2 separate regions of the Homo sapiens genome follow, and region 2 is linked to region 1. The links are chromatin loops, found by intact Hi-C in ENCODE. Cell type or tissue: K562. All regions are shown on one strand. Links, peaks and the distances in the headings refer to the core of each region. The heading gives the core; the rest is flanking DNA. Region 1 overlaps LRBA (LPS responsive beige-like anchor protein). Region 2 overlaps LRBA (LPS responsive beige-like anchor protein).

Region 1 (10,459 bases), core at 2,505-7,504:
CTGCTACCTCTGGCTCTTTTTTCCTTTTTTTTTTTCCTTTCTCTTCCCACATCACCTTCTGTGTCTTTTTTTCCCTCTGTGCTCTTTGTCATTTTCTTTCTTCTTCCAAGATTTTTTCTCCTTCTTTATCTAGCAGTATGAATTGGCCATCATAAGCTATACACATTTTAAAAATTGTTTGCATCACTCTTTCCCCTACATGTTTTTAAATCAGTAAAATCAGATTTAGATGAACGTGAAGAGTGACTTTAGTGGGCAGAAGACTACATAGATAGCAAACATTTAGCAAGAACAATGGAAGATAGTGCCATAAAAATAGTAAGAATGATTTATGTTTGCATTTGGAATTAGCTTTAGTAATAGCTTGCCATTGAGACTCAGGCTGCATTGGTGCTGGCAAATGGAAGCACCTCCTCTGCTCCATTGACTTTCTGCTGGGGTCACTGCCCAGCCTTCTTCCATGGCAGAGGCTTATTGGCTCATACAGGCAGAGCAGCTTTGCTATCCCGAGGGTGAGAAGGCGGGGAAGGCTCATGCTCATATAAGGATGGGAGGCCGTCTTTTCCATTACCTTTATCCTCTGAATTGAATACCTGAACTCCTCTTCAGACTTGCACAAATTGTGTTTTTCGCTTTGTCCATATGTGCATGGGGAAAAGGCAGTTTAAAAAGAAACCAGAGTTGTCAACAAATGTATACTTAATCTGGGAAAACTGATGAAACCTGGCTAGCAATTTCCTACTTGTACCCCAGCCTTGGCTCACAGAGGTACCCAGTATTAAAAGAGGCTTTGTTTCTCTTATCCCTGTTTTACCAGTTGCTCTGCTCATCTGCAGCTGCTGCTGTCACTGCAGAGTAGCCTAGTAGTGTGGGGTATGGTTTTCTTATTTCTGGTGTTTCTCATTCATGCTTTTTAGCCAAGGATATATGATGAAACGCCCAAGAGAGTTTCCTGCTACTTGCCTGCATCAGGAGCTCTAGTCAGGATGGGGTATGGAGGAGCAGACTAGAGGGACAGATATTTGTACGAAGGCAGTGGACATTTCTGGACATGGTGTCTGCAGCTTGCTGTGGAAGGTGGCTGGTCCTTGCCGTGTGGCTTAGAGTTGGCCCACCAGAGTCACTATGTAAACAAGACATTCTTCCTACACATGAGAGATTTTTTTTGTGTTTTTTAAGGGCATAAACATTGGAACTATTCAATTTGAGCCTAATTATATTTATAGTATGAGCTGTTAAGCTCAGAAATATGTATGTACTTCCTTTCAGTGAGATTTTATGATTATGTTGTACTCTGATTTTCTCTGAGTTTATAAATTGACTTTCGTAAATATTATTTAAAAACTACATAATTGAAAAATAAGACTTGGTACTTGGAAATGATGTTCATTTCCTTTTCCCAGGACTTCTTTAAAATTAGCTTATGGGATATTTTCCTTCATGTTGCTCCCTGTTTCTCATTTTTACCTAATTTCACAGAATTCCTTAAAAACTATATAAAACGTTCTTTGTGTGACAAAAACTAGTGATACTAGGGTTTTAAAAATCAAAGGCCACATATTTATTGTTTTTAGTAACATTCAGATGAGCTCCCCCATCAACCATCAATGCATCCCCACACACACACACACACACACACACACACAGAGACACACACAAATATAGCAGAAATTAAAGCCACCTCGTGCTGCGTTAAGTGCATGAACCATAATATACACCAGGTGTAGTAATTAGCAGGCACACGAAGGCTGCCTATTTGTCTGGTTTTGCTGCTGTTGCTGTATCCCCCTGTGTTTTCACACCATCAGATAGTTGGACTTAATTGAGGCCACATCAGATGAGGCATTACTGACACCTTTAATTGAATGAGCATCCAGGGAGGATTAACTCATAATATTGATTGGCTTTTAGCCACTTGCTCAGAAGGGTGTCCGGGTAGCTTATTAGTTGCCTTTATTTACACCTTTATGCAAAGAGTGCAAATAGGAATTCTTAGTGCAATATGTTTTTCTAAGTACTCTTAATAACTTTTTTAAAAGGACTGATAATAAAAATGCAAATGTATTTAATTTTTTATTACCAGTTCTGAATAAATATGTGTTAAATATATGTGCCTCCACATTTACATATTACCTGGTGTTTTGAAATATGGCAGAAGGAAAGCAGCCAGAAGCATTTCATCAAAGTGTTTCAATTCTGAATGATACTAATCAGCTATTAGAAAACAGACATGGTAGGAGAGAATTGCTGAAAATGTACAGTGCAATTACTGTATGATAGCACACCACCACAAAGTATAAATAAAGCCAATAAATCAGAGCAGTGTTATATATGTCTTGGATTATGACATATGGGTTGTAAGAATGTTCCAAATCCTTAGTAGTCTTCAAGATTTATTTGGTTGCTGGTTATTAGAACAGACAGTGTTTCATTTAACATTTTCAATTACTCTGTTTTTTGAAGGAGAAATCAAAAAAGTCTTGAGCTCTAGTTTTGTTTGTTTTTTAACCAACAGGGAAGAGGAACACCTAGGTATTTCTCTTTATTCCTAGCTACAGCAGAAAGCAGTAGCATTTGCATTACAATAGGCAGTGTTTATGATTTGGTACACTATATAAATATATTGTTTTTACAAGTACATTTATGCATTGCTTTCAAACACCTTTATAATTAAGTTTGTATATTACGTTCATAAGTTATTTCTCTACTGTAATAATATATGCATGCAGTCTAACTATTGTTTATAAATGTATTTGTTTTCATTACCTCTTTGTAGTTGTCAAAATCTTCCTGCTAACTCAACACAACTTTTGATGATCTTTGGAAATTACCTTGTCTTGCTTTTATGCCTGTTGTCCATTCTTACTGTTTTTTTAGTGCTAAAAGATCATTATGTGACACGATAGCAACCAGAATGGTTTAATGCAATCCCCAGCACTTTGCCTGTGTAGAATCTAAATCAAATCATTCTTTTAGTTTTTCGTGGCAGTGGGGAGGGAAAGGGAGCTCATAAAATTTATAAATTTTAAAGTGTTTCTGTTAATGTATTCTACTTCAGTCCCCCAAAATTCCAACTAACGACATACATGAATAACAGATCATGACTGCTGTTTCTACAAGCCTTTCTGCTCACTGTGCTTCCACTTACAACTCATGTTAATATGGTCTTCCTCTTCTTTTCCTGCACCCCCTCTCTTTCTTGTCTTTCTTCATCTTTTCCTTCTTGTCTATTTGGGTCTTGTCATGCCCACTCAACAGTATCTCCTCCTGCAGAGTCCATTGATGTTCACAGACAAAGCCCAGCAGGATGTTATCATGGTCCTCAAGTTTCCCTCCAACTCCCCTGTTACTCACGTGGCAGCCAACACCCAGCCTGGTTTGGCAACTCCCGCTGTGATCACAGTCACTGCTAACAGGTTATTTGCGGTGAACAAATGGCACAACCTTCCTGGTAAGTAAAGAAATACCATTATAAGGCATGGTAACTGCTGAACACTGTGTAATACCCACTTAAATATAGCATATCTCAACATTTAAGCTTTTAATTTTCAAGCATTAGTCTGAATCAAATTGTTTAATAGTTTGAAAGGCTTAAAAAAGGCCCACGTGAGGCATATAGTACAAATGTTAAAAACATAAACTACTTTTTAGCTTCTGGTGGTTTATCTTTATTCTTGGAGATAAATATTGTTTCTAATATAGTATTTTAATATAATGATATTCTATATTATGTCCATAAACAGTATATATTTATTTATTTATCAAATGTTTCTCTTTTTTACTTTCATTTTACTTAATAAACACTTGGGTTTTTACAAATTTTTGTTTGTTTTTAGAGACAAGGCCTTGCTCTGTCACTCAGGCTGGAGTGCAGTGGTGTGATCATAGCTCGCTGTAGCCTTGAACTCCTGGGCACAAGCAATCCTCCTGCCTCAGCCTCCTGATTAGCTAGGACTACAGGCACGCAGCACCATGCCTGGCTAATTTTTTTTAACTTTTCGTAGAGATGGGCTCGCTATGTTGCCCAGGCTGGTCTTGAACTCCTGGCCTCAAGCAGTCCTCCTGCCTCAGCCTCTTAAAGTGTTGGGATTACAGGCATGAGCCACTATGTCCAGCCACAGTAAACAATTCTGATTGTCTATTATGTGCCAGAAACTGTACCTTTTTGTGCTTGGCATGGTAGTATTGGTAGTATTTGTTGAGGATAATAGAAAAAAAAAAGAACACTTAAATTACATAGCCAAAATATTGAATATCTGTAAGTACCTTCTGTTCTTCCATTAAATGCTCAACACAGTCATGCTCAACTGAAATAACCATTAGAATCATAAACAGTGCAGATTTAAAGAGGCATTGAAAGTTTATCTACTCCAGCCATGTTTTGCCAGTGAGGACACTGAGCCCAGGGAGCTCGCCTTATTCTGCATCAAATATGCCCAGTCAGTGGCGGAGTTTGAGCCCAGGTTTTCTCACTCAGATTTTATGACCACCCCTCTGTAATGTATTCTCTCTCATTAGAGCAGGAAAGTTGGGACCTGGATTTAGCACTGTTCTCTTTGGCCAGTTAGAATTTTTTTTAAGAAGAAGGAAAATCTTTTAAACTTCTGGAGATTATAGACTTTTTTCCCAAGCCGTTGTTTTAGGTAGGCAAATTTAAAAGATACATTTTAATAGTTCATGAAATTGTCATTAAATCTCTGAAGTGTGCATAAAGCACTGCTCGTTAGAATACCTGAAATGGTTGCAAAAATACAAGTTCTTGAACAAGGACCTCATGCCAAATTAAATGCAACAGCTTTCACAAGGGAACAGAATTGACATTCAAACAAAAACTTGGTACATTGACTAAGCTCAATAAGGTATACCTACCACAAAGAATCTGTAGTTGGTATTAGAATTGATTAAATATAGCCATTTTCCTGGGTATATTGGAAATGAAACGATGCAAATAAATGCCAATATTTGACTACAAAATAGATTTCAGAAAAGGTAGAGACAGTAAAAATGGAGGCAGATATTTAATATCTCTATTATTATGTCCTTTTATTCTTTTTTCTTTAAGTAAACTTCTCTTACAGAAGTAAATATTTATGAAAATAACATACTTATATTTTGGGACTAAATATTACAATTTATTTAAGAAACGTGATTTTTTTGTTTCTCTAAACACTTTTTAGAAGAAAAACATGCTGGTGATATGTTCTATCAAATACACTAGAGGATTTACCTACTCTATGTGCGGTTACCCTTAGAGCTTTGCACCAGCATGTGTGACTTCAGGACCACCAATGATGATGCTTATCCTGGGTGGCTGTTTGTGGCAGCCCTGAGAGCTTCTTCAGTTTAAACAGAGTGACATCAGATGTGAGGAGGGGCAAACCTTGCAACTGCTGGAAAGCCCTGACTGTACTCTGCCCCCATCTTTACTTTAGCCTAGGAAGAGCTGGCTCAACGGGAACTGAGCTGGCTCAACCACAGGGCTCCTCGGTCTCCAGCTGATTTCAAGTTTTAGCACTGATAACCCTAAGCATTTAAGACCCTACGCGTTGATGACTAAGCTTCTGGCTTTCACCTTTCCAGCAAGCTGGTGTCCCTCACTACAAAGCTTGCTTCCCTTAATACCTAGTGGTCAGGTATTATCTTCTCCACTTCCAATTTTTCTATAAATAAATATGTAAAGTGATTTAGGGGTAGAGTCTCACTGCTGGAGTACCACTTAGGATGCATCCAACTGTTCCCAGTCCTGGCTCACCTTTCTGTAAGATAGCTAGGGGAACTGCAAGGTTCTGCAGAATCTTGCCTATATTTCTGTTCAGTGAGCTTTCATTGTGTCTATAACCATGTCATTAGAGATGTTTGTCTTCACCCTTTCCATACATACTGCCTTTACAGTATGACACAGCAACTTTTCACCAGAAAAATACAAAAAGCGATAACATATGGGAATACACCACAGGCAGTTATCTTTCTAGAATGTGATCTCCAATTTGAGCTGCACCTGCAACTAAGAATATTAAGCGTTTATTATATTAAGTCTATGCTTCATTTTAGGTATGTTTACATAAATCTAACCTTTCATTCTATCTCTTGCTACCTTTACCTGTCACTATGCCTTGATTTAAAACAAACATCAAAAATCCCTGACAGTTTTTCTTTGGTAAATATCAAATCCATATTACAATATTTATTTTTTTAATTTTAGGTTCTGTTTCTTTTCTGAGGATCTATGATTTCCATAGCTCATTCATTAGACAGCTGGTTCCCCTCAGTTCTTTGAGTAGTGTCTGATTTAGAAAATAAATAATCTTTAACCTCCCTTCTCATTCAAAGGATCTTGAAAACCTCCAAAAATTAGAATAACACCAGCAAATGTTTATAGAGCATTTTTCTAGTTTCTAAGATTTTCCTTCTTCTTAAAAAAAATTCTAACTGGTGGCCAAAAAGAACAGTGCTGAATCCAGGTCCCAACTTTCCTGCTCTAATGAAAGAGGGGAGAGGTGGTCATAAAATCCGAGTGAGAAAACCTGGGCTCAAACTCTGCCACTGACTGGGCATATTTGATGCAGAATAAGGCGAGCTCCCTGGGCTCAGTGTCCTCACTGGCAAAACATGGCTGGAGTAGATAAACTTTCATGCCTCTTCAAGTAGTGTTTTAATCATTTTATGTGTATTAACTCAATCTTCTTAACAACCTGAGGATGTAGGTTCTGTACTTAGGTTGAAACCATATGAAATCGCGTTTTTTTATAGGTCAAAACAGTCAGTTATTGGCAATTTCATATGGTTCAATCTAACCTATTTTATAGATCAGGAAATTGAAACATAGAGATTACATAACTTGACCAAGTTCATACAGCCAGTCAGTGGCAGAAGTAGGATTTGAAGCATCAGCAAACCTCCTTAAACCCATTTCACTGACAGTTTGGTTTAAATGTTTCTAAGATCTCAGATTATCAGAGAAGTAGAGGGAAATTCTAAAGGTATTAATGTTGATTGACACTGGTATTGCTGGAAGTAAGTGGCACTATTGGGTAGACCAGAGGCTGTAGTGCATTTTTCCTGGTCCTCCCTTGTGAGTATCCTGTGATTTCTTTGCCAGCAGAGACAGTAATCAGCAAAGACAAATACCTTTTGGGTTTTTTTTAAAAGAGCCGTTGTGGTTTCTTTTCTTCAGCTACTTTAGTTTCTTATACATACTGTAATTTCTAGTGCCAATACTGTACTTAGGTGTTTTATCAGTATTAATGACCTTCCAAACATCTTTAAAAAGTTGGTATTTACTAACTGGAGAAACTATGACAGAGTAAGTATAAAATAATCTAATGAACTTATTGAAATGTACCCCATATTTATTTTCAGCCCCTCAAAGACAGATAGATTTCCTAAAATCTTATGGTAAGACAGGAATAATATATGGTAATCACAGGAGAATAGAAAATTCCAGGCAGCAGTTTCTTGACTATCAAAAGGAAACTGTTGAAATAGCTGCAGAAGCTAAGATCTGATAAGACCCTGAAAAAACCAGGGTGCAGGCCAAGCTGGCTGAGACTGTCTGGACCCAACATGGTGCTGAGTTTGATCTAGGTTTCACATAGGACCTCATTATATGCTCATTAACATACAAATCACACACCCACCAGGGCCATGACCGTTCCAGGAGCACTCATATTTGGTGTAAAAATGGATGGCACCACAGTTCTGAGAAATTGCCACCTTTTTCCAGGAATCTTCATGAACATTCCACCCCTTGGTTAACAGAAACCCATAAAGATAGGAACCCCAACGCCCCTTGTCCACGACTCTCTCTTGAGTACACCCACACTCCCCTTTTGAGTGTGTACTTTTTGCTTTGCAATAAATCTCCATACTTTCACTATTTTCTGACTTGTCCTTGAGTTTCTTCTCACCACAGTGTCAAGAGCCAGGGTTGAGGTCCCACTGGTGTTTGGGGACCTCCCCTAGCCCACCGGTATCAATGGCATTAAGCAGAGCTCTAATACCAACCAAGCAATAATGTGAATGCTTGTGAGTCTATAAAAAGTAGATACTGAGCAGGGTGAATGGCTGAGTCGTTTGGGGAAAATAGTTTGGAAAAGGGCCCAGAATTTAACTGTCAGAACTATGAAGCTGAAAAGATAATCTATTCTGAACCCTGTTTTAGGGTTTATGATTTGCACAAGGTTGCATCAGGTAGTTCCTGATTCCTGATATACTTCCTCTCTACCGAAAGTCCTTCTCCCTTTCAGAGGGAAACAGCCTGCAAAACCTCTCTTCAATTATAAAATAAGTATGCCTGAATCTTTAAAACCATTTTGAGAATTGAACAAAGTATTCTTAGGATAGATTGATTTTTGTTATTCATCTCCTTCTCAGAGTATTTTTAAATTGAAACCATGGAAATATTAAATATTAATAAAACTTCTTTTTAAACCCTCAATCCAATCTTTAAGAAAATATTTCAGCCAAATGCATTTAACTAAAACATTTATCTGCGGATAGCTTTCTTTATTTTTATTCAAACTTTCAATTGATTGATTTTAAGTGATGGATGAAACACTAAATGTTCCCTGACTTAGAGCTTTCCCTTTCTCCATCATAAGTTGACATTTTTGTAGATCCTTTGTGCTGTAGCATTCAAAACTGCCTTTTTAAGAAGTAACAAAAAAATAGTATTTGCTACAGTCAGCAGATGGTTGTCACATTTTGTTTTCAGTGCGCTTTACCACTTAATTTTGTTTTGTTGCAGCATCAGAGGTTGCCAGTCAAGCATCTGCTATAGCTTATGGCCTAGGACTGGAGCCACTGCTGATGGCACAGTTCAGAGCGGCACTAATCTAAAATAAATGTTTAATAAGCTAGCCATAAAAGCACCTGGATTTTTGTTCTTTAAATTTCACAAAACTGCATGAAAGATTTAGAGATTGGAAACAATTCTACATAAGGTTTGACTTATGCATTTTTATGTAGTTTAGTATATAAAAAATAATGCCTTTTTTCTTTATCTTTTGTGAATTCCAGCTCATCAAGGTGCTGTACAAGACCAGCCATACCAGCTGCCAGTGGAAATCGATCCTCTCATAGGTCTGTCACTTCCTTCTCTCTTTGCGATTCATTAAGCTCTGTATGGTGGCCCTGAAGTGTAGATTACAGTTGTTTTTCACTTGCTGGTTGCTGGGAATGGAATTTTCCTGATAAACCATTTGCATGCAAATTGGAATGCAATGAGCTGTGGCTATGCTGGTATTTCATCAACTCCCCCTCGTTGGTTTGCCTAATTTGAACAGGCCTAGGACGCGTGTCACTGAAAATTAATATGGATGCTGTAATAATGTGTGATTGAGAATGCGCATGAAGTACTGTCAGGATAATATTGGATCTTTTCATCACTCAGACTTGTTGATGAGCAGGAGCAAGGCACGTTATGATGAATTGGTGCACCGGTAATGTGATGGAGCTCCTTTGCTAGGAAAATTTTCATAATAACAGTGGGGTTCTTAGCAGCACTGCGTTATGAAAAATAAAACTGTAGTGCCAGGGTTTCATCATTAAAGGAGATCAATCCTTTCTTCCTAGACCTTCTGTTCAGTCTGAGGGGATTAATGTGCAATTGCAGAGCAGTTTCAAAGTTGAAATATATTGCCCAGCCAATGGTAGTGTTAAGATATTTGTATTCATTTTCCTAGGGTCCTACAGCCCAATAAATTGCCATTGGAGGTTAAATTTGTTCAGGGGAGAAAAAAATAGGGAGGCGACCAGAAAGAGCCATTGGGATGAAATGAGCATCTGCAGCAGATGACTTAGAATATTTAATTGCTGTTAGGCTTTTTGAGTAGATTAGTCGAAATCTCTAGTTTAGCATTTTTCATCCTTACGTGTGGGGATTTCAAATGTGGCATCACTAAGAATGTTAAGCCTCGATTTTGAAGATGTTATTTAATAACTTTTAGAATAAAAACTTACTTGCCTACCTGTGGTGTAATGCTATCGGCATAGATATTTGGCTTGTAATTTTGTCAGATTTTCCTGGCACAAATAAATTTGTTAGAATTTTAATGTTTTTAAAGAAAGCATATGAATGAAGCAGATTTATTATTTTAAAATCCAAGATGTTCCCTTTATATAGTTACCATTTTTGTCTTTAAAAGGCATTGTTTCAATGGAGAGCTAAATGGCTACCATTAGCAGGTAGACTATCAGGATGAACAGAAATAACCTTAAGCTCTAAACCAATTCATTTATCATTTCCCCAAGTATAATCAGAAATCTAATACGTAATTATCTACATGAAGGATAAATACCACTCTGGTTCTTAAATCTTGTTTTGTTTTGAGTAGATATGATTTGCCATATATTAAAAAAACTAAAATGCTCACTTGGGTAGTTTAAAAGTCAGGAAAATAATAAAGCCCATTTGCTGAGTCATTTAAAGCATTATTTCTGAATTTTAGACCCATCATTT
Region 2 (10,459 bases), core at 3,212-8,211, 220 kb before region 1:
TTTTGTAAATCCACAGAAGTATTTTGAGTGAGGCCTAAAGGGTAAGCTGCAGGCAGCCTGTGAAAAGTGTAAAAAGACTAACCTGCTAACAAACCTTGTGCAATGGGACAAAGAAAGTTTAATCCGTATTATGGTAAATGCAGGCTTAGTGTCCCAAAAGGGCTTTGCAGAGTGGAGCAAAACAAAGAAGGGGCAGCGCTAATAAAAATCCAGTGCTTTTATTTTTATACACAAAATTGTTGCAAAAGGAAAACTGATAACAGCATTAAGAAAAGGTTTGAATAGTGGTTTTAAATATGATACTAAACATTGTATTTGTTCACCAATTGAATGCAGTTTGTTGTACACAAAGAAGCTAAAAGTAACATGTGCAGCGTGGCCATGTTAATATTGCTAAAGAAACCTTTAGTTGAATAGTATGATTTTAGAGCTTTAGTTCAAAGTCGTAATATCGCAATAGCATTACTTTTGCAAAATACACAAATCTTTCTTCTATATGAAAAATGTGGATTAAAAAAGACTTGCTTGTTCAAGCTTTAACTACAGTAGTTTCTTACATGCCTTCAGAGCTTTGGGGGAAGCATATGCTCTTTGTGACTATACCTGTAATTTTAGAATCATGTAGCCCAAATGGATAGGAAAAAGAAAAAAAAAAACTTTTTCTTTTCTGAATTAGCTGTTGCATCAGAAGTTGAATTTTGGAAAAGTTTGGTTTTTTAACACTCAAAAATCAAAGACCAAGATTATTTTTACTCTAATAAGTAATAGAATATTGAATAACTTTCCTAGCATGAGTTAAAAGAAATTGTTTTCTTGTTTGATCATGTTTTTAATGACTACCTTATTGTTGTTTTAAGATAACTTCTAATCTAACTTTTTATGTCTTTAAATTCTTAACAAATTTGAAATCAAATATTTCCTATCTTAGCCAGTATTCAGTACATATAAACCTATTTTTAAAGCATAAAATGGTTTTAGATATTATATAATTGTTGTTTTGTTCACCTGTTTACCACAGAGTTAAGTTGCGAATTATTTTTTTTAAGCTTAATGTTCACATTTTTATTTTAAAAAGAATTATGATTGTGGTCTCAGAATAATAACAGATTCCCTGGATGGGATTCTAAAGTGCAATAAGTAAAATAAAAGAATTAATAATGAATTTAACTGATAGGTTTCAGATATCACGAAGGATATGAAATTTCAGGAGTAAAATTTTCTGAGATTGTAGCAACAATATCTTAGAATATTGGAATGTATTTTACAATTGATTTGTAATCTTCTTTTGAGGTTAAACTTTTGTATTTATTTTAACTAGTACATTCTAGCTCATATATATGCCAAAGTTTTTCTGAAATAATTTGTATGCATTATTTTTAACTGAGATTACCTTGATTATGGTATTAATAACAAAGATGTTAATTCATTTTATTATGAAATGCTTCATCGTTTTTAAAGGCTTTCATGAGCATAATTTTATTAATAGATCCCAGCTCTTTAAGGTTTGTGGGACAAGCATTAATATTTTCTATTTTACAGAAGAGGAATATGAGGCTTTGTGATGTTAAGCACTTCACATCATCATATAGGTAACAGGCGATACAATCTGAAGTCAAATCTAGGGTTCTGACTCCAGATTCACCACATGAAACTGAAGGCAGTGTAGAAACAAATTGCAATTTTTTCACTTTTTCTTGTTTGTTTTGGTTATCAGAACATTTTATATTCATATGAAGGAATTTATAACGATGGAAGAGAGTATTTTAACTGAATGTTGCAATGCATATGAGCCCTGCCTTAATTTGATATATGTAAGCCCAATTTTAGAAATCAAATGAGGGTGTGAGGGTCAGGCCCATATGTTTAGACCTTGGGAATTCAATAGTGAGCAAGACAAACATGGTTTTTCTTAATGTTACAGAGCTTACATGCCAACAGGGGGTGAACAACAAGCTTCAATATACTGTAGAAATTGCTGTGGCAAGGAAGTGTGGAGTAGCATGGAAATGTATATCTGGGCACTGAATCTATTTGGGGGTCAGGGATAGGAGAAGGGAATTAAAGGAAGGCTTCATTGAGGAAACGACATTTGAAGTGTGAACTGAAAGATGAGCGGTTATTGTATTCCAGGCTTAGGGTAAATGTCAGTTTAAAGAGATAGTTTGTTGAGATGGAGGAATAGAAAGAATTATGGTATGGGAGGCCAAGGTGGGTGTATCACTGGAGGTCAGGGGTTTGAGACCAGCCTGGCCAACATGGCAAAACTCCGTCACTACTAAAAATACAAAAATTAGCTGGGCATGGTGGCATGCACCTGTAATCTCAGCTACTCAGGAGACTGAGGCATGAGAATCACTGGAACCCAGGAGGAGGAGGTTGCAGTGAGCCGAGATCGTACCACTGCACTCCAGTCTGGGCAACAGATTGAGACTCTGTCTTGAAAGAAAAAAAAAAAAAGAAAGGAAGAATTATGTTTGGAGCTGAGGGTTTAGTAAGCAGATTGTAGGAGGCAAAGCTGGACAGGTAGACAAATGCCAGTTGATACTATTCTAAGGACAGTGGAGACTACTGAAGAGCAGTAAGCTAGTAACTAAACCCAATCAGATTTGTTTCTTTAAAAGTTTAATTTGGGGATGTTTGTATTCTAAAAGTGCTGTGTTTTACAAGCTTTCATAACTTTAGGTCATAACATGTACATATTAATATATATAAAATATATTTTAGTTGCCCTTTTAGTATGTAAATGACTGGTATTTGTTGAGGTACTTTGGTAATAAAATGCTATACTTCAAAAGATTGGGACATGTCTGACTATTTTGATGTGATGATTGTCTCATATACTTACTGAATAAGAAATTGGTTATTTCTAGTGTTGCTGCTGTTGAAACCTTTTCTCGGGAAGCAATCATAAATATAATGACCATATATGTAAATCTAATTTTCTGGGATTGATCCAATTGCAAATATTTTTTCTGGTAGTGAGATTATGTGTCAAATGATAGTTCCCCAATTTCTATTCAGAAAATAAGTTTACCATTCATAAAAGTTTCTGTAATCATCCTAAAAAGTGTCTAAAGAAAACCAAAGATCATGATTGCCTCTTCTGCGTCAAGAAAATATTTGGTTAAAACAGATAAGTGGATAGTTACTCATTTTCTAAACTACCTATTTGAACAAAATGAAAAGGATAGGACATGGCAAATTTCAGTTCACATAGCTGGCAGTGGATAGTATCTCCTTTCTAAGTGTGAAATGTTATTCCTGGACATTAAACAAATTCAGGATGTATTCCCTAGTGCAAGCTCCCTCTTGGCAACAAGATATAGGAGTTCAATGTGTATACAGAGATAAGAATGACATGTAATTTGTGTTAGAATTTGACTGTTAATTGTGTATAAAGCTGTGGCCTTTTCAAGTCCCAACATTTGGCAGGATCGTTAATTGGGGGAAAGAGAGGAAGTTTGAATGAAATTACATGTAGAAAAGATAGACATTTACATAATTAGCAAAGCCCCTTGAGTTAATAAATATGTGTTCTAGTTTTTTGTGGGGGACTGGTGAATTTTGGGACACTTATGTTTTTGGTAATAAAGATGGCAATTTATTTGCATTTTTGTATTTTAATGTTAAGCCTCATTATAAAATTATTTTGGTCTAATTTTTTAGTACCACCAGACTATCTAAAATTTTCTTGAAGTTTGCTATGAAACCTTAAAATTTTTTTGTATGATTATGGATGTGTCATTATCAGATTCATAATTATATGGAATAGAAATTCTGAAGATTGGGTGATTTTAAATCATTGAGTTTGTTTTTCGATTCTGGATTTGTCTTTTAAGAACATTCATAGCTAGGTGTTACAGGAAGCAGGAACTGGCTAGCATCATCAATGCCTTATAAATATTTTCATTGCTTTGTGTTTATATTAACTTTCCTTTATTGATTTCTTCTCGTTAGCTGCAGAAAACAAATTCAGTATTCACTTTTTATAGTAATAAAAAGGTGGTAAAATCATGTTTAATATTTTTGATATGTGCAAGACAGAGTTTATGTCTGATTTGGTCATAACCCAAATACCCAAATTTCTAATATTTAGCACAATGTCTGGTATATGGTAAGTGCTTAATACATGTATCACAAATGAAGGAAAAGGTCATAACAATAACAAGAAATGACACTTTTAATGTGTGATATGCTGTAAGTTTTATATACATTAACTCATTTAATTCTTACAATTATTATTTCTGTTTTATAGCTGAATGAGCTAAGAGAAATTAATTAGTTTGCCCAGCATTGCTAGAGCTAGTTTTGAACCCAGGTAGTCCAATTCCAGAATTCATGCTCTTACCCATTGGTTATACTGCCTGCCTGCAGGAAACCAGAGGATAGGGGAGGAGCAAGGTTTAGAGACACTTGTGAGGCAATGAACCCATTTTTGTTTGAGATTGATTTCAAAAGTAAAAAGCTGGTTAATAAGTACTATAAATTTTAAAATACTATTCTAAAATGCAATGCATGATTCAGACATAACATATGCTTTATTGCTTAATTTTACATATTAGTATGCAATATATGCAGTAAATATTGTAAGTATTTTTCCATTTATTTACTTTCAAGGTATTTCTGTCTTTAAATCTAAATGGAGTCTCCCGAGGCAGGTGGATTGCTTGAGACCAGCTCAAGACCAGGTTGGGCAACATACCGAGACACTGCCTCTACAAAAAAAAATTTTTTTTAAATTAGCCAGGTGTGATAGTGTGCACCTATTGCTGCCTGAGGCAGGATGATCACTTGAGCCCAGGAGTTCAAGGCTGCAGCGAGCTATGAGGTTCAAGGAAGCATCCACTGCACTCCAGCCTGAATGACAGAGCAAGACCCTGTCTCTAAAAATAAATGAATTATAAAGTGAGTCTTCTGTAGATAGTATATAGTTGAATCATTAAAATAGCATAAAACGGTACTAGACACTATAAAAATGTATTTAAACTTCTGAAATTGATACCTTTTAAAAAATCATTTATTCTATTTTTTAATATTTTCCTTCCTTAGGTGTTTTTTCAAAGAGGAGAAATGTCTATATTTGGCATGTTCTTAAGAACTGTTATATATGAAGTAGTTTGGATGGCAGTAGTTTCAGAAATATATTTTAAGAAAACTGATAGGACTGTGAATTTTGAAAGGAACCAATGTTCCAGCTTAACCTCCTTCTCCTGTCCCAGTTTTTCCAGCTTTCCTTGAAGCTAGGACTGATCATTAGGTATATTTTTTGCCAGCAAGAGATAAGTAGAAGCTGGGTTGGAGTTCTGGGAAACCTTTTTATAGGTGGAGCTGACTCAGCTCAGTCATGCTCTTTGGTCTTTATCCTTCTCCTTTCCCTTCTTCCTCCCTGGAACTTAAACATAATACGTGGAACAAGCCAAGAAAATAATAGAACCCCGAGCCTTTATACTATTTGAGCCATTGAACTGACTAAATCCAGTAACTGGCTAACTTTCGTTTACCTTTGTTATTTGAGAAGAAAGGAATCTAAGCTGCCTACAACATTTTTTAGTTAGGTTTTCTGTTACTCATATGTAAATTTTCCTAGAACTGATAAAGCCACCATTTTTTGAGGACAGTAATGGTTATGATTTCCGCTGCTCTATATTAGCATTATAAAATTCATCCTGAAAATCAGAAAAGTTTTGCTGTTTAATGGTGCATCTATATGGTTAAAAATTTACAGCAACAAAAATAGCTTTAAATTTTGAGTTTATGCTCTCTAGTTTCTAAGCAAGATGTTCTTTAAAGTTGATTTTGCTGACACAGGGCCCTTCTTAGCTTCTGTGGCTGTATTTCTGCTAGATAATTGCACCAACTTATATGACACATGTATATCACTGAGTTGTGTAATAGTAACATTTTGAAAGTTATAAAGGAAAAACACTTTTAAGAAAGTATAAGTTGCTATTGTTATTAAGGAATGTATTATAAACATTCTTACAATTGCTTTTTGTTGAGTTACTTTACAACTACAAAATTAAGCCAGGCTATTTTGTAAAACAATAGCATGCCTTAAAATCTTCATTTTTATTGTTTTTCAAAATGTTGGCTGGGCGCTGGTGGCTCATGCCTGTATACCCAGCACTTTGAGAGGCTGAGGCAGGCGGATCACATGAGGTCAGGAGTTCAAGACCAGCCTGGCCAACATGGTGAAACCCCGTCTCTGCTAAAAATACAAAAATTAGCCGGGTGTGGTGACGCACATCTGTAGCCAGCTACTTGAATCGCTTGAACCTAGGAGGCTGCAGTGAGCCGAGATCGCGCCACTGCACTTCAGCCTGGGTGACAGAGTGAGACTCCGTCTCCCAACAACAACAACAACACCCATAAAAACCCATCCCAAATGTTCAGCATACTACCTAAGAGTATTATGGTCTGTTTTCGAGAATGCAAAAATAATGGTCAGTTTATATTATTAAAATGTCCGTAAAACCTAGGTATTTTGTGATATTCTTTATTAAGTAGCAAGACATATAACGGAAAGTAAGTTAGCTATGATTTAATTTAAAAGCTATTCAGTATACTTCAAATGACATAAATACATAAAAATTAAAAAATAAAATACTAAACATTAAAAAACTTTCAAATATTAATACGATATTTGTGAGTACATAAATGTTTTTATTCCTTTACTGATGTTTAACGAACTGATACTCTAAAAGATATTCCTAGAATTTTATTTCTGATAAAATATACAGTTTCAGTACTGACAAAGTAATCTTGAATAGTCTTCTCGGCAACACCTTTTCTACTTCCCTTTGTGAACTTCTAGATGTATATGTATCTCAGTTACTGTTCTCCAGATCACTTAGCACACTGAGTAGTGTTCAGGTCAATTAATGTATAATATTCTGGTATATGTTACGTTGGATTCTAGTGAGGCCATACAATCACTGCCACTTCCAGGTAACTATTCAGAGCAGATATATTGTTTAAGATGCGCTTAAGACTATGTTGATACTGTGAATCTCCTTTCGACTTTATAAGACTACTGGTATTAATTTCAATTGAAAACTCTTGTTTAGATTTATTTCAGAATGTTTCCAACTTTTAGAGATAGGGCATTGGAAATCTATTTTGGACTGAATAAGGAAAGTAATATAAACACACAAAAAATGGCAAGTGAAAGAAGAAAATACCTTAGAATAGCCTAGTTTAGAAATTGGGGTAAAAAATTTTTTATGGCTAACATTTTTCAGATGAAGAAATTGAGGTGCAGGGCTGTTAATAACTTACCCAGTTCATGGTACAGCCTCAATTTAAACAAACTGCTGGGCACTGTGGCTTATGCCTGTAATCCCAGCACTTTGGGAGGCCGCAGCGGGCGGATCACGACGTCAAGAGATTGAGACCATCCTGAACAACATGATGAAACCCCATCTTTACTAAAAATACAAAAATTAGCCGGGCATGGTGGTGCGTGCCCATAGTCCCAGCTACTCGGGAGCCTGAAGCAGGAGAATTGCTTGAACCCAGGAGGCAGAGGTTGCAGTGAACTGAGATCATGCCACTGCACTCCAGCCTGGGTGACAAGAATGAGACTCTGTCTAACAAAAAAAAAAAGTTAAAGGTTTTTAAAACCCTTAACTTTTAGATTCAGAGGCTACATGTGCAGGTTTGTTACATGGGAATATTGAATAACACTGAGGTTTGGGGTAGGAATGATCCTGTCACCTAGGTAGTGAGCATAATACCCAATAGGTAGTTTTTTGTTTTTTTTTTTTTTTTGAGACAGGGCCTCACTCTGTAATCCGGCTAGAGTGCAGTGACATGATCTTGGCTCACTGAGCCTGGGCTCAAGCAATCATTCTGCCTCAGCCTCCCAAAGTGTTGGGATTGGATTACAGGTGTGCGCCTGGCCAGTAGATAGTTTTTCACCCCTTTTACCCCTCCCCATCTCCCCCCTTTAGTAGTCTCTAATCTCTCTTGTTCCCATCTGTATGTCCATATGTACCCAGTGTTTAACTCCCATTTATGAATGAGAACATGTGGTATTTGGTTTTCTGTTCCTGCATTAATTCACTCAGGATGATGGCTTCCAGCTGCATGCACGTTGCTGCAAAGGACATGATTTTATTCTTTGTTATGGCTGTGCAGTTTTCCATGATCTATATGTACCATATTTCCTTTATCAACCCCACTGTTGCTGGGCATCTAGGTTGATTCCTTGTCTTTGCTATTGTGAATAGTACTGCAATAAACATACCAGTGCATGTGTCTTTTTGGTAGAATGATTTATTTTCTTTAGAGTATATATCCAGCAATGGGATTGCTGGGTCAAATGGTAGTTCTGTTTTCAGTTCTTTGAGAAATCTCCAAACTGCTTTCCACAGTGGCTGAACGAATTTACATTTCCACCAACAGTGTATAAAAGTTCTCTTTTGTCTGCAGCCTCACCAGCACCTGTTATTTGTTTGCCTTTTTAATAATAGCCATTCTGACTAGTGTGAGATGGTATCTCATTGTGGTTTTGAATTGAATTTCTCTGATGATTAGTGATGTTGAGCACTTTTTAATATATTTGTTGGTTGCACATTGGACACATTTGAGAAGCTTCTGTTCAATGTCTTTTGTTCGCTTTTTTTTTTGAGACAGAGTCTCGCTCTGTCACCCAGGCTGCAGTGCAGTGGTGTGATCTTGGCTCACTGCAACCTCCCCCTCCTGGGTTCAAGCAATTTTCATGCCTCAGCCTCCCAAATAGCTGGGACTACGGGCGTGCACCACCATGCCTGGCTAATTTTTGTATTTTTAGTAGAGATGGTGGTCTCACCATGTTGTTCAGGCTGGTCCTGAGCAACTGCTGACCTCAAGTGATCCACCTGCCTTAGCCTCCCAAAGTGCTGGGATTACAGGTGTAAGCCACTGTGCCCGGTCCTTTGTTCACTTTTTAATGGGGTTCTTTGGGTTTTGCTTGTTGAATGAAGTTTCCTATAGATTCTGGATATTAGGCCTTTGTCAGATGCATAGTTCGCAAATATTTTCTCCCATTCCATGGGTTGTCTGTTTACTTGGTTGATAGTTTCTTTTGGTGTGCAGAAGCTCTTTATTTTAATTAGATCTCAATTGTCATTTTTTGTTGACATTGCTGTTGCAATTGCTTTTGAGGACTTGGTTGTAAGTTCTTTGCCAAGGCCAATGTCCAGAATGGTACTTCCTAGGTTTTCTTTTAGGATTTTTATAGCTTGAGGTCTTACCTTGAAATCTTTCATCTATCTTGAGTTAATTTTTGTATATTTTGAAAGGCAGTGGTCCAGTTTCATTTTTTGTGTATGGATACCCAGTTATACCGGCACTATTTATTAAATAGGCAGTCCTTTCGCCATTGCTTATCTTTGTCAACTTTTTAAAACTTTTGTTGTAGGTGTGCAGCTTTATTTCTGAATTGTCTATTCTGTTCCATTGGTCTATGTGTCTGTTTTTGTACCAGTATCATGCTGTTTTGGTTATTGTAGTCTTATAGTATAGTTTGAAGTCAGGTAATGTGAAACCTCCAGCTTTGTTCTTTTTGCTTAGGATTGTTTTGGCTATTCAGCCTCTTTTTTGCTTCCATATGATTTTAGAATAGTTATTTCTAATTCTGTGAAAAATGACATTGGTAGTTTGAGAGAAATAGTGTTGAATGTGTAAATTGCTTTGGGTAGTATGGCCATTTTAATGATATTAATTCCTCCAATTCATGAGAACGGAATGTTGTTCCATTTGTTTGTGTGATCTCTGATTTCTTTTCACAATGTTATGTTGTTCTCTTTGTGGAGACCTTTCACCTCATTTGTTTATGTGTGTGTGTGTCTATTATAAATGGGATTGTGTTCTTGATTAGGCTTAGAGCCAAAATTGAAAACCAAACAATTTAATCCAGAGCTGTTGCATTTTAAAATTAATTCATGTAAACATTTTTTAACGCTGATTAGTTTGTTTTATACTGTTCATGGAAATACATCATATACTGAAAACTGCACATAATTGTACAACACACTAACTTTTTGCAGAGTGGACAGAATGATAAAACCAGCAACTAGAATAGGAAACAGAATGTTACCAGCACCAGAAGCCACCTTTGTGCCCCAAAATCGACCGCAATTGAAATTCAGTCACTACCACAAGTGAAATGCTGAAGGGTTTTAAAATAAATTGGTACCCAACAGTCCATTCCTAAATACTTTTCTATGTCTTTAAAACAATATGTTTTCCTACAAAGACCAAAGTAACAATATTATCTAATGAAATTATTAATAATAGTCCTTAATATTATCTCATACCTAATCAATATTTAAATGTGTCCTCTTTCTCCAAAAATATCCCTTGTAACTTTTTTGCCCAAAGTGGAATTTAATCTGGGAATCCTCATTGTATCTGGTTGTTCTGTCTGTTAAGTCTTTTTTTCATTTCAGAGCAATTCTTTACTCATAACACTGGC

Evidence for each region. Hi-C counts contacts between places; a loop is a spot of excess contacts. Peaks named below come from ENCODE experiments on the same cell type or tissue, not always from the same donor. Only the 100,000 strongest peaks of a DNase experiment are listed, where the experiment ranks them.
Region 2: a loop joins it to region 1, with 3.0 times the contacts of the local background. A loop is called at or near these places in 1 of 110 quality-filtered maps.

What each region holds. Positions count from the first base shown.
Region 1 is chr4:150,314,183-150,324,641 of GRCh38, reverse strand. It overlaps LRBA (LPS responsive beige-like anchor protein), which reads left to right. Exons shown (of 57, transcript NM_001364905.1): 50 at 3,274-3,451; 51 at 9,019-9,081. Among named protein-coding and RNA genes, the nearest start is that of DCLK2, 240 kb to the right of the region's middle. In K562, for the core only: no CTCF peak of the experiment used is centred there; DNase peaks (open chromatin) are centred at 3,341 and 5,461.
Region 2 is chr4:150,536,126-150,546,584 of GRCh38, reverse strand. All of the region lies in intron 40 of LRBA (LPS responsive beige-like anchor protein), which reads left to right. Among named protein-coding and RNA genes, the nearest start is that of LRBA-AS1, 38 kb to the left of the region's middle. In K562, for the core only: no CTCF peak of the experiment used is centred there; DNase peaks (open chromatin) are centred at 3,314 and 5,334; H3K4me3 peaks cover 171 bases.